2 separate regions of the Homo sapiens genome follow, and region 2 is linked to region 1. The links are chromatin loops, found by intact Hi-C in ENCODE. Cell type or tissue: GM12878. All regions are shown on one strand. Links, peaks and the distances in the headings refer to the core of each region. The heading gives the core; the rest is flanking DNA.

Region 1 (6,818 bases), core at 947-5,946:
GTGCTGAGGCTTCTGGCAATTAGGGGACAACGTGGGCACTAAAATGGCCTGTCCTAGGCTTCCCGACAGAACCCTGGTGGCTTATCACCGTCTAAACCAGTGGTTCTTCAGCTTGAACGTGCATCAGCATTACCAGGAGGGCTGGGGAAACCCAGACTGTCAGGTCCCACCCTCAGAGCTTCAGATCCGGCAAGGCTTGGATGGGGCCGGGGAATCTGCATTTCTAACAAGCTTCCAAGGGAGGCTGCTGCAGCTGATCCAAGGGCGCACATTAAGAGCCACTGGCCTAGTATAACCTTTTGTTCCCTTCCTATTTTCCACTCATTTCATGACCTGCATCCTTGCCATTGTGTTTTAATCACTAAAATTTTAATATTGTTTATATTAATATTTTTAACATCAATCTTATTTAGAAACTGCATTTTGTTCAAGTGATTATTTACAAACATGCTTCCTCCCATATTTGGCTGTGAGCTCCTTGAGGGCAAAGGCTTATGTTACTCATCTCTATTTACTATCCGGACCTGCATAAAATGAAGTGTTTGCTGAATGTTGCTATATAGAAATAGTGTCCACTAAGCCACAAAAAGCTTAGCCAGGCACACATACTACCTCTATTCTACAGGGAGTGTTATTAATACTATATCCATCAATAGATATAAAACCCTATCAAGTAGTCAGCTATTGAATGCTTTGGACATCACTGCACAGACATGCTCAAGAATCAAGATAAGAGGGCGGGTGTGGTGGCTCATGCCTGTAATCCCAGCACTTTGGGAGGCCGAGGCAGGTGGACCACCTGAGGTCAGGAGTTCAAGACCAGCCTGGCCAACATGGTGAAACCCCATCTCTACTAAAAATACAAAACTAGCCAGGCATGGTGGTGCATGCCTGTAATCCCAGCTACTTAGGAGGCTGAGGCAGGAGAATCGCTTGAATCCAGGAGGCGGAGCTTGCAGTGAGCCAAGATAACACCACTGCACTCCAGCCTGGACAACAGAGCGAGACTCTATCTCAAAAAAAAAAAAAAAGAAAAGAAAAGAAAAAGAAAAAAAAAGAATCAAGAAAGATTTTTATCTGTACATGTACAGAGAACAAAAGGCTATGTAGGCCAGCCTGAAGTCACTGCCATGTCACACGTGAGTGGTTTTGAAACGTCCACCATCACCCACCAGTTTTATAATTTGTAGCAAAATTAAAAAATTTTAAAAAGAAAAACAGAAAATATTTTTTTAAAGACATGATAATAATTTGTAGCAATGCCTGTCTGAGGGGCATACCTTGCCTTTCCTTACTGGTTTTGTTTGTTTGTTTGTTTGTTTTTCTGAATTCATCTTGTTTCCCTTGTTACTTTTCACTCATGAAAAGAGTTGGGCTGACAAAAACAGGTGTCCTCCTGATATCCAGCCACAGGCATTCGACACAGAATCAATGGAGCCTGAGGGAGTGGACTCTGGACCCATAACAGAGGCTAAAAGCACCACAAGCTGACGGTTTCTTATCAGCCCAACAAGACAAATCCTTCACTGTTTTTATCCAAGTGGAGGAGGTGACAGCTTGAGAGGGAAACTGCCTTAAAAATCCCTTTAAGCTCTCTCAAGAAGTTTCTCGGAAATAAATGTAGATACACTGACCAGAACATTCAATATAGGAAATCTTGTTTACACAAAGATTTAAACTATTAGACTATATAATCCTATAGATAGAAGAAGCTCAACAAACCCCAAGCACACACAAAAAAATGAAGAAAACTACACCAAGGCATAGCATAATCGAACTGTTAAACAAGTGAAAAAGAAGATCTCTTAAAAGCAGTGACAGAAAAGAGACACTTTACATACAAAGAAAGCTATTAGGCTATACAGGGCTATGAGGAGGAAAGAGGTACCACTCCATCCCATAATAAGAATGAAGCTCACAAGCCTAATGTCAAGTAAAAGAAAGACACAAAGAAAAGCAGACACAAAGGGATCCGAGATTCCATCCCTATAAAGTTCCAAACAAGCAGAAGGAACCAGTGGCGTTATTCAGGATAGCAGTTACCCTTGGAAGGGGACATGAGGGTGGCTTCTGGGAACTGGTCATGTTCCATTTCTGGATCTGGGCACTGTTACCCAGGTGTGTTCACCTTGTGACAATTCATCAAGCTGCACGCTTACCTTTTGTGCACTTTTCTGCACATGGATTTCAATTAAAAGTTGACCAAAGGCAACCCAAACAAGCCATCAGCTGGAGTTAAATCTCACTGCTTCACTTTACAAAAGTGAGGTTTTTCATTGGCATGCTTGCAACACTTCTTTGAAGTGCCCGTGAAATACTTTCTCTTTTCAAACACCCATTGCATCCTCTCTTGCAAAAATGACCTCCCACTGAAATAATTGAGGTCAGAAGTCTGAAAGCCCTGACAAAGCAAAGGCGCTGGAGTTGGCAAATCCCCTGTGCAGCGGGCAGAGGACACGGGCTCCACATTGCATTACAGGCTGTGGCGTGTTTCCCTGGTGCTGGAGGAAAAGGGGGCTGCTCGCATCAAAAATGACATCCCGCATCTGCAAAGGCCGAATGCCCAAAGTAACGCCCAGACAGCCAAACCCCACTGGCATTTGGGGAATATTTTACTGAAGCCTCCAGGCTATAAAGAGATACACAGGATATACATTTTCATGAAATACAGACCGTTGCCCATTTACTAAAAATCTATATATCCAAACTCATCCTCAATATGCCCTAATTTATCATCAATAGACCTAAACTTTGCATGAAGCTCCTCTCCTCTCCAACCTAGGAAGGAAAGAGAGAGAAAATACCATGAACAAATATGGAACGATCAGAGAAAAGTGGAGCTTCAGAAGGGGCAAAACGAAGGCAGCTATGGCCAGAGCCTGGGGAGCTGACCCAAGGAGAGACCAGCACTGGGCCTCCCCTCCAAGAAAGCTTTGGACCATTACTAGTCATTTCAGTTATCTGAAGCTGCATCACTAATTACCATTTACACTGACCATTCACACGGTTTCTATGTGTCAGGAAGTGGGGAGCAGTGTGGCTGGGTCTTTCTGGCTCAGCGTCTCTCAGGAGGTTGTGGTCAGGATGTCAGCCAGGGCTGCTGTCATCTGAAAGTTGGACGGGGGCTCCCTCACATAGCAACCAACTTGCTCGCTGGCATCCCCACAGGATACCCTGAATGTCCCCACGACATGGCAGTTGGCTTTCTCTAGAGGGGGTGGTCCAAGAGAACCAGGAGGGTCTCTAATGACCTAGCTTTGGAAGTCACACACTGTCGCTTCCACGGTATCCTATTGGTGACACAGGTCAGCCCTGAATGGTTCCATATGGGAGGGGACCACACATGAGCATGAACACCTGGAGGTAGGATGGTCGAGGCCCATCTTGGAGGCTGGCTCCAATACAAAAGCTTTTCACTGCCTTATTCCACCTTGCCTGAAACCCCAGGAATTTCATTTTCATTTGTAATCATTTTGAGTCTTGCTTTTAAAATGCGGGCACCTTTAGGATGATGAGGTGGCCAGGACTCATTCCACCCCTTCTAGCTAACCCTCCAAACACCAGAGGGGAGAAGACAGGAAGGCACTGACAGTGACGGGAGCCAGGTGGTGGCCCCCAGTGAGGGGTGGAGGGCCACACGACCAAGGAGTTTCAAACAGGGGGAAGCTCAGAGCAAAAGGATGTTCAGAAAGAAACTGTGCCTGTTTCAAAATTCTGCCTCGAACCAGCGGAGACACTTCCTTTTTCCTCCTCCCACTTCCTCCCCGGCCCCGGCCCTGCCCCCAGCACTCCCTGTGTTCCTTCAATCACAGTCTGGCTTCCATAGGACTAGGCAGCTGTTGTGTGACCATGGCAGGCTTCCTATGGACCCAGGGCCATGCAGCCATTCGTTCCACGTTGAAACCCAGCCCACGTGTTGGAAATAGGATGAGGCCAACCACATGTGGCCTCGGGTGACACAATGGCCTCAGTGTTCTCACACCCCCATCCCAGGGACAGGAGGGCTGGGCTGTGAGGTGTTTGTGTTGCTGGTGCCAAGAGCCAAGGGTTTGGAATTTCCCCAGAGACTTCTTCCCATAATAATAGTCACAACGCCTTTGTACAGGGCTCCGTGTACCTGGCTTCATTCTAAGCACTTCCCCCGTGTATGAAGTACCGCCTCCCTCAGGCCCACGTTACAGATAAGTTACAGATAAGCAAACTGCGGCACAGAGGTTAAGTCTCACACACAGTGAGGGGGCAGCTGGATCCAGCCCAGGTCCCAGGGGCCTTTCTCCACAACAGCAGGCAGGCCTCTGCCACCTCAGGACCCAGAGCCATGTGCCTCCATGGAGAGGGCACTGGGGGCCACGTTTCTCCTACACCGTGTGAGAATAGCTTAATTAAAGGCCCCTGGGTCGCGCTCTCATGCATCCACAAAAAAATGCTGCTGCACGTGCTTGCTAGGGCTGCCGTAACCAAGCACCACGGACTGGGTGGCTCAGATAACAGAAAAGGGTTTTCTCCCAGTTCCGGAGGCCAGAAGTCTGAGATGAAGGGACGCGCGCTGCTGATGCCTTCGTTTCACCATGATGACCTCTGTCAAGGCCCTATCTCCAAATAAGGTCACGTCTTGAAGTACTGAAGGTTAGGACTTGAATCTATGAATTTGTTGGGGACACAGTTCAAGCCATCACAGCTGCTGAAGACAGTGCAGGTGGGAAATCCCTCGCTCTTCTGGCACCTCCACAGCCTGGCCTTCCCTTCACCATTTTCTGACAGGTTTTCTCCACAACAACCTATTTTCTGCTTATCCAAGGTTCACACCCCCTCATGGATAAAAAGAAAATTTCAGGAGCCACTCGTGACTGGCAAGTGTGTAAAGCCTAAATGCTGGAAGGCACCCAAAACCGCGTTCATGTGCTGTTCCTGGTGGCCCGGGACGCCACGGTGAAGAGAGGCAGGCCACTCTGACCAACACACGGGCTGACATTTGAGCCAATTCCATGTTTGGGGTAAAAGGCGAGCTGGTGTGATGCGTGACTAAGCTAAGAGGAACAATCTCTCGGCTATCTGCTAACCACAGAGGCCTTTTCACCCAACCAGCACCTCCAGGGGTTAGAGTGGAGGGCGAAAAAGAACTTTCATATTTAGCCAAATCAACCCAGAAGGGAAGTGAAGAGCCAAGAGATAGGAGGACACAGTCAGCCCATCGGGAAGCATCGCGAAACTGCGGGCAAGGCTCAGGGGAGCGGCAGCCACAGAGAGGAGCCGCAGGCCCAGCACCCAGGACCAGGAGCAGCCTCCCCCATAAGGAAACACAGCGTTGGGGTAGCTCTCACATCAGCAAACCCCAAACCCATCCTGGGCGCCCCAACTGCCTCAGATGGAAAGAGGGGAACACCACCCTCAGGGGGAGCGCCCACCCACAGCCTCTCCTTCATGACCCTGCTGTTCCCATGTGTCGTCCCCAGGGCAGGTCAAGGGCCTGACCCCAGCCTTCCAGGACTCTCCTCTTCTGCAGCTTCAAGAGGGGTTCAAGTCCCCTCTGTGAGGAAGGCTCCGGTCTCACATCTACTTTCAACCCAGCCAACAGCAGGCTCTCTGTTGAATACGAGGGGGCTGAGTGCTCAGGGCTGAGGGAATAGCCAGTGCAAAGGCCCTGGGGCAGGGCAGGACCACGTCAAGAACAGTGTGAAGATGGCAAGCCAGCAGGCAGGGGCTTCCATGAACCCCCGATTGCAGGCCACTGCATCCCGCAGAAGCGCACGTGACAGGCGGTGCAGGGCGACCAGGGCCACTTGGAGAAGGCAACAAGGGAACAAGTGTGGGGGTTGACCCTCCAGCCACAGAGAACAGCCAATTCAGAGACTCAGTGGCAGGAACAAATGTGCTGGGCCCGAGGACAGCAAGCAAGCTGTGTAGCCAGAATCACCGGAGCCACCGGCAGCCTGACAGCTTGGGAGACTTCAGCCACGACAAGAAGCGGGAAAGAGAGCTTTTCAGGTGTCATGTGGGAATGTGCATGGCCATTTCCTCTGCTGTCCCTGGGAGGCCACCGCCCATCAAAGGTGATGCTGCGACTGAGCCGGATGCATGAGGACACGTCTGCAGCCTCCATGTCCTGCCCTGTAGTTCACACTACCCTCCCACGCCAGGCTTCTTTGATCACCAAGGGCCCACTCTGGCACCTAGGACAACATTGCTGCTAAAGAGGTTAGCTCCTCAGTCCAACTCACCTGGTCACCCTGGCCACTCCCCATCTGGCCTCCAGCCTCGCCTCCTAGCCTCCTTGCTGGCTGCCCTGCTTTCTTTCTCACCCACCTCTGACTCTGCTCCTGACAGCAGCCAGTCCTTTTAACCCAGTCTCAACATGTCACTCCCCGACACAGGAGCATCCAGTGGCTTTCCATCACACTGAGGACAATCCAGGGTTGACACCACAACTGCCAGTTCCAGGATGGCCTGCCCCCTGCGCCCCTCTGAGCACCTGTCCCCACCCCTACTCTCTGGGTAGCTCTACTTTGCACACGCCGATCTCCCTGCTTTCCGCAAACGCTTCCTGTCCTGCCCTGCCTCAGGGCCTTTGCACTGGCTGTTCCCTCAGCCCTGAGCACTCAGCCCACCGTGCTCAAGTGGCTCTCTCTCCATTCGGATCTCTGCTCAAGTGCGACCCCTCAGAGAGGCCTTCTTGCCCTCCCTGACCAGCGTTTGGAGTCCAGTGCTGTGCATCCTTTGCTGTCCATCCTTTCACTCAACACACAGCCTATCCAACAGCTACTTCCTCTTCCCTCAGCTCAAATCAGTCCCGTGAGGGCAGGAACCTTGTCCATTTGGTC
Region 2 (6,818 bases), core at 599-5,598, 170 kb after region 1:
TTTATGAATCTCCTTTCTAAAACAGACTAGCTTTTACTCTGTCTCATACAGATCCCAAACTCACATCTCAACTAAATAAACTCTAGATGGATCAAAATCTAAATGCAAGCAAACAAAGTAAGTATGGGGGATTTTGGTGTTTTTTTTTGTTTCCTTTTGTTTTGTTTTATTCGAGACAGGGTCTTGCTCTGTTGCACAGGCTGGAGTACAGTAGTGTGATCATGGTTCACTGCAGCCTCAATCTCCCAGTCTAGACCAATCCTCCTGCATCAGCCTCCATAGTAGCTGGGACTACAGATGTGCGCCACCATGCCCAGCTAATTTTCTTATCTTTTGTACAGACGGAGTGTTGCTATGTTGCCCAGTCTGGTCTCAAACTCCTGGGCTCAAGCCATCTTCCCACCTCAGCCTCCCAAAGTGCTGGGATTGCGGGCGTGAGCCACTATGCCCCGTTATGTGGGGAAATTACTATACAATTTTTAAATTAGAAACAAATTTTATGTTTATATCTTACTTGTACAACTTGATGATTTGATATATGTGTACATTGTGAAATAATTCCCACAATCAAGCTAATTAAATATCTACCCCGTCCCATAGTTATGTTTTTTTCTTTGTGGTGAGAACACTTAGGATCTACCCTGTTAGCAAATTTCAAGTACACAGTGCAATATTGTCACCTATAGTCACTGTGCAATACATGACATCTCTGGAATGTATTCATCTGGTGAAACTGAAAGTTTGCACCCCTTGACGCACGTCTCTCCATTTTGCCCTCCCCCAGTCCCTGGAAACCCCCGTTCTCTTTGGCATCATGGAAACGCTGGCCTCATAACACAGCCCAGAGCTGGCTGCCTGCCTCCACTGCAGTGTGGCTCCTGTTAGCACAGTTCACTTCACCTTCTGCGCATTCCTATGAAGTCAGACACTGCGAAAGGGCTGAGATTGTCCCCTCTTGCCAGGGAACGAGGTAGCCTGTGCTGGTTCCATGCACACATCTGACCAAAGATCGCAGGGCTCGGTTCAGAGACACAGACTGTGTGTTCTTCACAGCAGAAAGCAGTAGCTCTGCAAGCTCCTGGGTTGGTCCCCACCATCCCGATTCCCATGGGCCACGCAGAGGGCCAGGTGCTCGCCTGCAGCTGTGCAGGTTGCGCCGCAGGAGGGGAGCCCTGAATTGGGAGCTGGAGCTTTCCTTGAGGTGACTTCATGACCTGCCGTCCTCCCCTCCATAGACATGACCTGGAATGTCACTCGCTGCCCAGGGGCTGAGGGAAAAGCTCTCTTGGGCTGTAACGCTGGAAGGTAAGCCCTTATCTCCTGGGAGGGGACAGAGAAGGCTTTAGGATGTGGGAATGCCTCTGCAGAGGGAGACGATCTCTATCTTTACTAGATGCTATCTGTAGCTCCCAAGACTGGTGGCTCTCCAATCAGCACTGACCAGAGCTTCTCAGGGCCCTTTGCTCCCAGCAACCAGACTCTGTGGGAATGCTGAGACATCTAGGGAGAATGGTCACCCAACACTTTTGTTTGCCATTTCAGGCCTGGGGTGCTGAGATGTCGCCCACTGTTGCCAGCCATTCGTACTGAAACAGCCCTCGTTGGTTGCCCCCAACCTGCTCCTGCTTTTAGAAATATAGTCGTCCATCTCTCTGTATCCACAGGGTGGTGGGAGATGGGTTCCTGGATGCCCCACAGATCCCCAAATCCAAGGATGCTCAAGTCCATGATATGAAATGGTGTAATATTTGCATATAAGCTAGGCACATCCCCTGTACACTTTAAATCATCTCTAGATTATGTATACTATTTAATACAATGTAGATGCTATGTAAATAGTTGTTGTACTGTATCGTTTGGGGAATAATGACAAGAAAAGGTCCGTGTATGTTCAGCACAGATGCAACCGTCTGAGGTCTAACTACACAGTACACATCAGCCACAGTGGAACATTGTGGACCGCAGGAGGGTGAGGCAGGAGGCAGGGGGATTGCTTGAGGCCAGGAGTTCAAGACCAGCTTGGGCAACATGGTGAGACCTCATCAACAGCACCACCACCACCGCCACCACCACAACAACAACAAACCAATGAAACATTTTTTGGAACTTTTGTTTGAATTTTTTCAATCCCTGGTTGATTGAATCTGGGGATATGGAATCGGTGGATAGGGAGGGCCCCACACAGCCCCTTTGTTAAACTCACCTTAAATTACTCAGTTTGCACGTGCCACGTGCTTGCTGTAGAGATCCTCTCCGGATTAAGAATATATTTTTAAAAACTACAAATCAATGGGAAAAAGACAAACCTAACGGGATGAGAAGCAAAGGCTCTGGGTAGGAAATTCACAAAGACAAAACCTTGCTAGCCAATAAGCATAAAAAGATGCTTGACCTCAGAGAGGCCAAAGCCGAGTCTCATACCCCACAGTAGTGGCGAGAATGTGAGGAAATGGGATCTCATTCGCTACTGGCAGAACTGAAATCCGAGGCATTATGGAATGCGATTTGGCAGTATCCTGGAAACTGCAGAGGCTCAGCCATTCCTCCGCTAGGAGTGCCAAACGCCGCACGTCTCCATTCAATCCTGCTCTCCGCGCGCCCCCTGGTGGCACTAGTCCGCACCTGCCCCATCCCAAGCGCATTGATTCCCAATGATTGGAAACAACCAAGTGTTTGTCAATAGGAGAATGTGTTAGTAAAGTATATTATATTTATAAATTATATAGTAGGACAGCAAAAATCAGCTAGGTCTAAGTCAACATAGGTAAATCTCTAAATCATAATGTTAAGTGAATAAAGGATATGCTCTTGTGAGTATGTGTGAAACTTTAAAACTCAGAACAATACTGTATTGTTTAGGAAACATTCTTTTGTAGTTAAAGTCTGTGATCAGGGATAGGGAGGATAAACACAACCTTCAGATTAGAGGTTACATGTGGGATGGAAGGATAGGAATCAACTGGATAGAGGAACCATTCAACTCTACCTGTAAACTATTGTTTCTTAAAAATGTCTGAAGCAAAGATGGCAACAAATTAACACATATTAAAATGGAATAGTGATTCACTGGGTGGCTGTAATATTCTCATATATATATATATATATATATACATATATATATATATATATATGTAGAGAGAGAGAGATGGAGTCTCGCTCTGTCGCTAGGCTGGAGTGCAATGGCGCAATCTCGGCTCACTGCAACCTCCAACTCCCTGGTTCAAGCAATTCTCCTGCCTCAGCCTCCTTAGTAGCTGGGATTACAGGCACGCGCCACCACAGCCAGCTAATTTTTTTTTTTTTTAGTAGAGACAGGGTTTCACCATGTTGGCCAGGATGGTCTCGATCTCCTGACCTTGTGATCCGCCCACCTCGGCCTCCCAAAGTGTTGGGATTACAGGCGTGAGCCACCACGCCCAGCCGACAACACTTTTTTAAAAAAATTTGTCCCCCTCCATACAATTGGTTTTTAAATTTTTTTTATTTTTGTGGGTATATAGGCACCTAGCCTCTTCTCTGTATATTTTATATATGGGAAATCTTTTATAATTTAAGGACAGTTAAAACAGCCTAAATGACTAATTTAAATCAGTGCAACAAGTCACAGTGCATCAACAGGATGGAATACAGTGCACCTTTTAGAAATCACCATATCAAAGAATTTAGGGATACTGGGAAAACGCTCAAGATACATTCAATGTGAAAGGATAGATTAGAAAACAATTGTTAAGTGAAATAAGCCAGGTACAGAAAGACAGACTTTGAATGTTCTCACTTATTTGTGGGAGATAAAAATCAAAACAATTGAACTCATGGTCACAGAGAGTAGAAGGATGGTTACCAGAGCCTGGCAAGGGTAGTGGGTGGGGAGTGGGATGGTTAACGGGTACAAAACTATAATTATTAATAGAATGAATAAGATCCAGTATTCGATAGCACAACAGGGTGACTACAGTCAACAATAATGTATTGTAGGTTAAAAATAACTAAAAGAGGCCGAGCGCGGTGGCTCACACCTGTAATCCCAGCACTTTGGGAGGCCGAGGAGGGTGGATCATGAGGTCAGGAGTTTGAGACCAGCCTGGCCAATATGGTGAAACCCCATCTCTACTAAAAATATAAAAATTAGCTGGTTGTGGTGGTGTGCGCCTGTAGTCCCAGCTGCTCGGGAGACTGAGGCAGGAGAATCGCTTGAACCGGGGAGGTGGAGCTTGCAGTGAGCCGAGATCTGTCTGCCACTGCACTCCAGCCTGGGTGGCAGAGTGAGACTCCGTCTCAAAAAACAAAAACAAAAACAAACAAACAAAAAAACACAAAAGGAATATAATTAGATTGCTTGTAACATAAAGAAATGATAAATGCTTGAGGGGATGGATTCCCCCATTACCACAATGTGATTATCATGCATTGCATGCCTGTATCAAAATATCTCTTGTACCCCATAAATATATACACCTACTATATACCCACAAAAATAAAAAATATTTAAAAACCAATTGTATGGAGGGGGACACATTTTTTAAAAAACAGTGTTGTTGGCCAGGCGTGGTGGCTCATGCCTGTAATCCCAGCACTTTGGGAGGCCGAGGCAGGCGGATCACAAGGTCAGGAGATCGAGACTATCCTGGCTAACACGGTGAAACCCTGTCTCTACTAAAAAAATACAAAAAATTAGCCGGGCGTGTTGGCGGGTGCCTGTAGTCCCAGCTACTCGGGAGGCTGAGGCAGGAGAATGGCGTGAACCCAGGAGGCGGAGCTTGCAGTGAGCCGAGATCGCGCCACTGCACTCCAGCCTGGGCGACAGAGTGAGACTCTGCCTCAAAAAAAAAAAAAAAAGTGTTGTTTTTCTCTTTCCCGACATAAAGATAAACATAAAGATAAATAGATAAATGTCAGATCCTTAACCTTGGCTATACCTGAGTAGTGCCACGACTGGTGACTTTTTTTTCTCCTATTCTGTATACCAATTTTACAAATAAATCTATAGTCATTCTTTCAAAAAAAAACCCAATATAATGAATAACACCTGTGCAAGTAACATGTCAAAATAAACAACTGAGCAATTAACAGCAGTAGTGTTCAATTTCAGGCCAAATATTGTACTCTCAAACTATTTGATGGGCTTATACCGTCACCTGGCGGAAAGCATGCTTTATGACTGCAACGTAATTTATAAAATCCAAATGTGTTATTTGTAATTTTTATTATTAAAAATTAATACATGCGCAGTATAGAAATTTCAGAGACTCCATAAAAGTACAAAGAACATGCAGAAGCGGGGCGAGCTGAGGTGGGTGCAGAGAATCGGATTCCCCAGGGCACAGTGAAGCTGGTACCCTGCGCCCAAGAGGACGTCCCCGTGATGCTCTCTGCTGTGTGAGCCCGGGAGGTGGCGGACACAAGCACCCCTGTCCCGGCAGGAAACCCCCCGGCTCAACACAGGAGGAACCTTGAGCCCTGAATCAACTCAGCGGGCCCAGAACCGCCAGCTGCAGCCAGTCGGTCCGGTGGTGTCTGGTTGTCCCGGGGGCCGGTTGTGTGCGGAAAAGAGGCGATGGGTGGCTGGTGCAGGCTGATGGTAGTGAGCAGCCTGTTCTCCCGGCCACCGCTGAGGCGGCAGCAGGGCTCAGCCAGGACAGCCTGGCTCCCTGGCCTCCCCGGACTGCCCCGGCCGAGTCTCGGGCCCAGCTCTGCTGGAGGACACAGAACTGGACCCCGCCAGGGCCGCCCACTCCCAGCCCCTGGGCCTAGGGGCTGTCTACAAGTGGTAACTTCATTTCCTCCACTTCCATTCATCCCTGTCAAATAAATGAATAAATAAATAAAGTTCGTGGGTACATAGTAGGTGTATATAGTAGGAAAGTACAGAAGAAGTCTGAAACTAGCAGAGGCTAGTTCATGAAGTTTAAGGAAAGAAGCCGTCTCCATAACATAAAAGTGCTGACGGAGAGATCGCAGCAAGTTCTCCAGAAGACCTAGCTGAAATCACGGATGGAAGCCGGGCTGGGTATCCTTTGGCATTCACGCCCCGGGGCTCCATGTCCTGTGAGAGGGGATCTGGCTCCCGGGGTCTATGGCAAGACCATCGTCCCCAGAACGTGCAGAAGCAGGCCGAGCTGAAGGGGAGGGCAGAGAATCGGATTCCCCAGGGCACAGTGAAGCTGGTACCACGCACCCACGAGGACGCCCCTACCATAGACTTCCAGGCTGCTCCAAAGCTCGCTCAGCGCCCACTGCCCCTGGGCCGCCACCCCCGCCTCCGGGAGGAAGGGCCCCAGGCCGGTAGCTCTGCAGCCGCGGGCGCAGTCAGAGCCGCTCTGCTCTCACAGCGCTGCGGTGCCGCGGGGCCCTGTCCCAGCTGCCTCCTTCCGCGGGCTCAGCTGTCTCCACGAAAACCCACGACTGTTCCGAGTGGCATCTGGAACAGTGAGTCCTTTCCGTTGGATTGGCCCAGATGCATCAGAGGAATCGCTCTCTATGGCGGCTATAGCTTTATGAAATGGACTTCTTCAACAATAAGACTTGAAAGGGGAGATGATCCGTGGAGCCATGGGCTGCAGAATGCATGTTGTGCTCGCAGGCCTGAAAACAATGTGAATCTCCCTGGAGCTCTCCCTCAGAGCTCTTGGGTGACCAGGTGCCTTGTCAATGGGTAGTAGCATTTGAAAAGGAATCTTTTTTCTGAGCAGTACTTCTCAACAGTGGGCTTAAAACACTCGGTAAACCAGTAAACCATGCTCTAGACAGACGTGCTGTCATCCGGGCTTTGTTCCATTTCTAGAGCACAGGCAGAGTAGATTTAGCATCATTCTTAAGGG

The links. Peaks named below come from ENCODE experiments on the same cell type or tissue, not always from the same donor. Only the 100,000 strongest peaks of a DNase experiment are listed, where the experiment ranks them.
Region 2: a loop joins it to region 1, with 3 times the contacts of the local background. A loop is called at or near these places in 3 of 110 quality-filtered maps.

Annotation. Positions count from the first base shown.
Region 1 is chrX:10,164,005-10,170,822 of GRCh38, reverse strand. The region is part of intron 2 of CLCN4 (chloride voltage-gated channel 4); the gene reads right to left. Among named protein-coding and RNA genes, the nearest start is that of CLCN4, 10 kb to the right of the region's middle. In GM12878, for the core only: no CTCF peak of the experiment used is centred there; a DNase peak (open chromatin) is centred at 3,032.
Region 2 is chrX:9,991,721-9,998,538 of GRCh38, reverse strand. No RefSeq gene overlaps it. Among named protein-coding and RNA genes, the nearest start is that of WWC3, 20 kb to the left of the region's middle. RefSeq lists an enhancer at 644-1,023. In GM12878, for the core only: CTCF peaks have their summits at 677, 2,582 (motif pointing left) and 5,128 (motif pointing left); DNase peaks (open chromatin) are centred at 778 and 2,473; H3K27ac peaks cover 202 bases.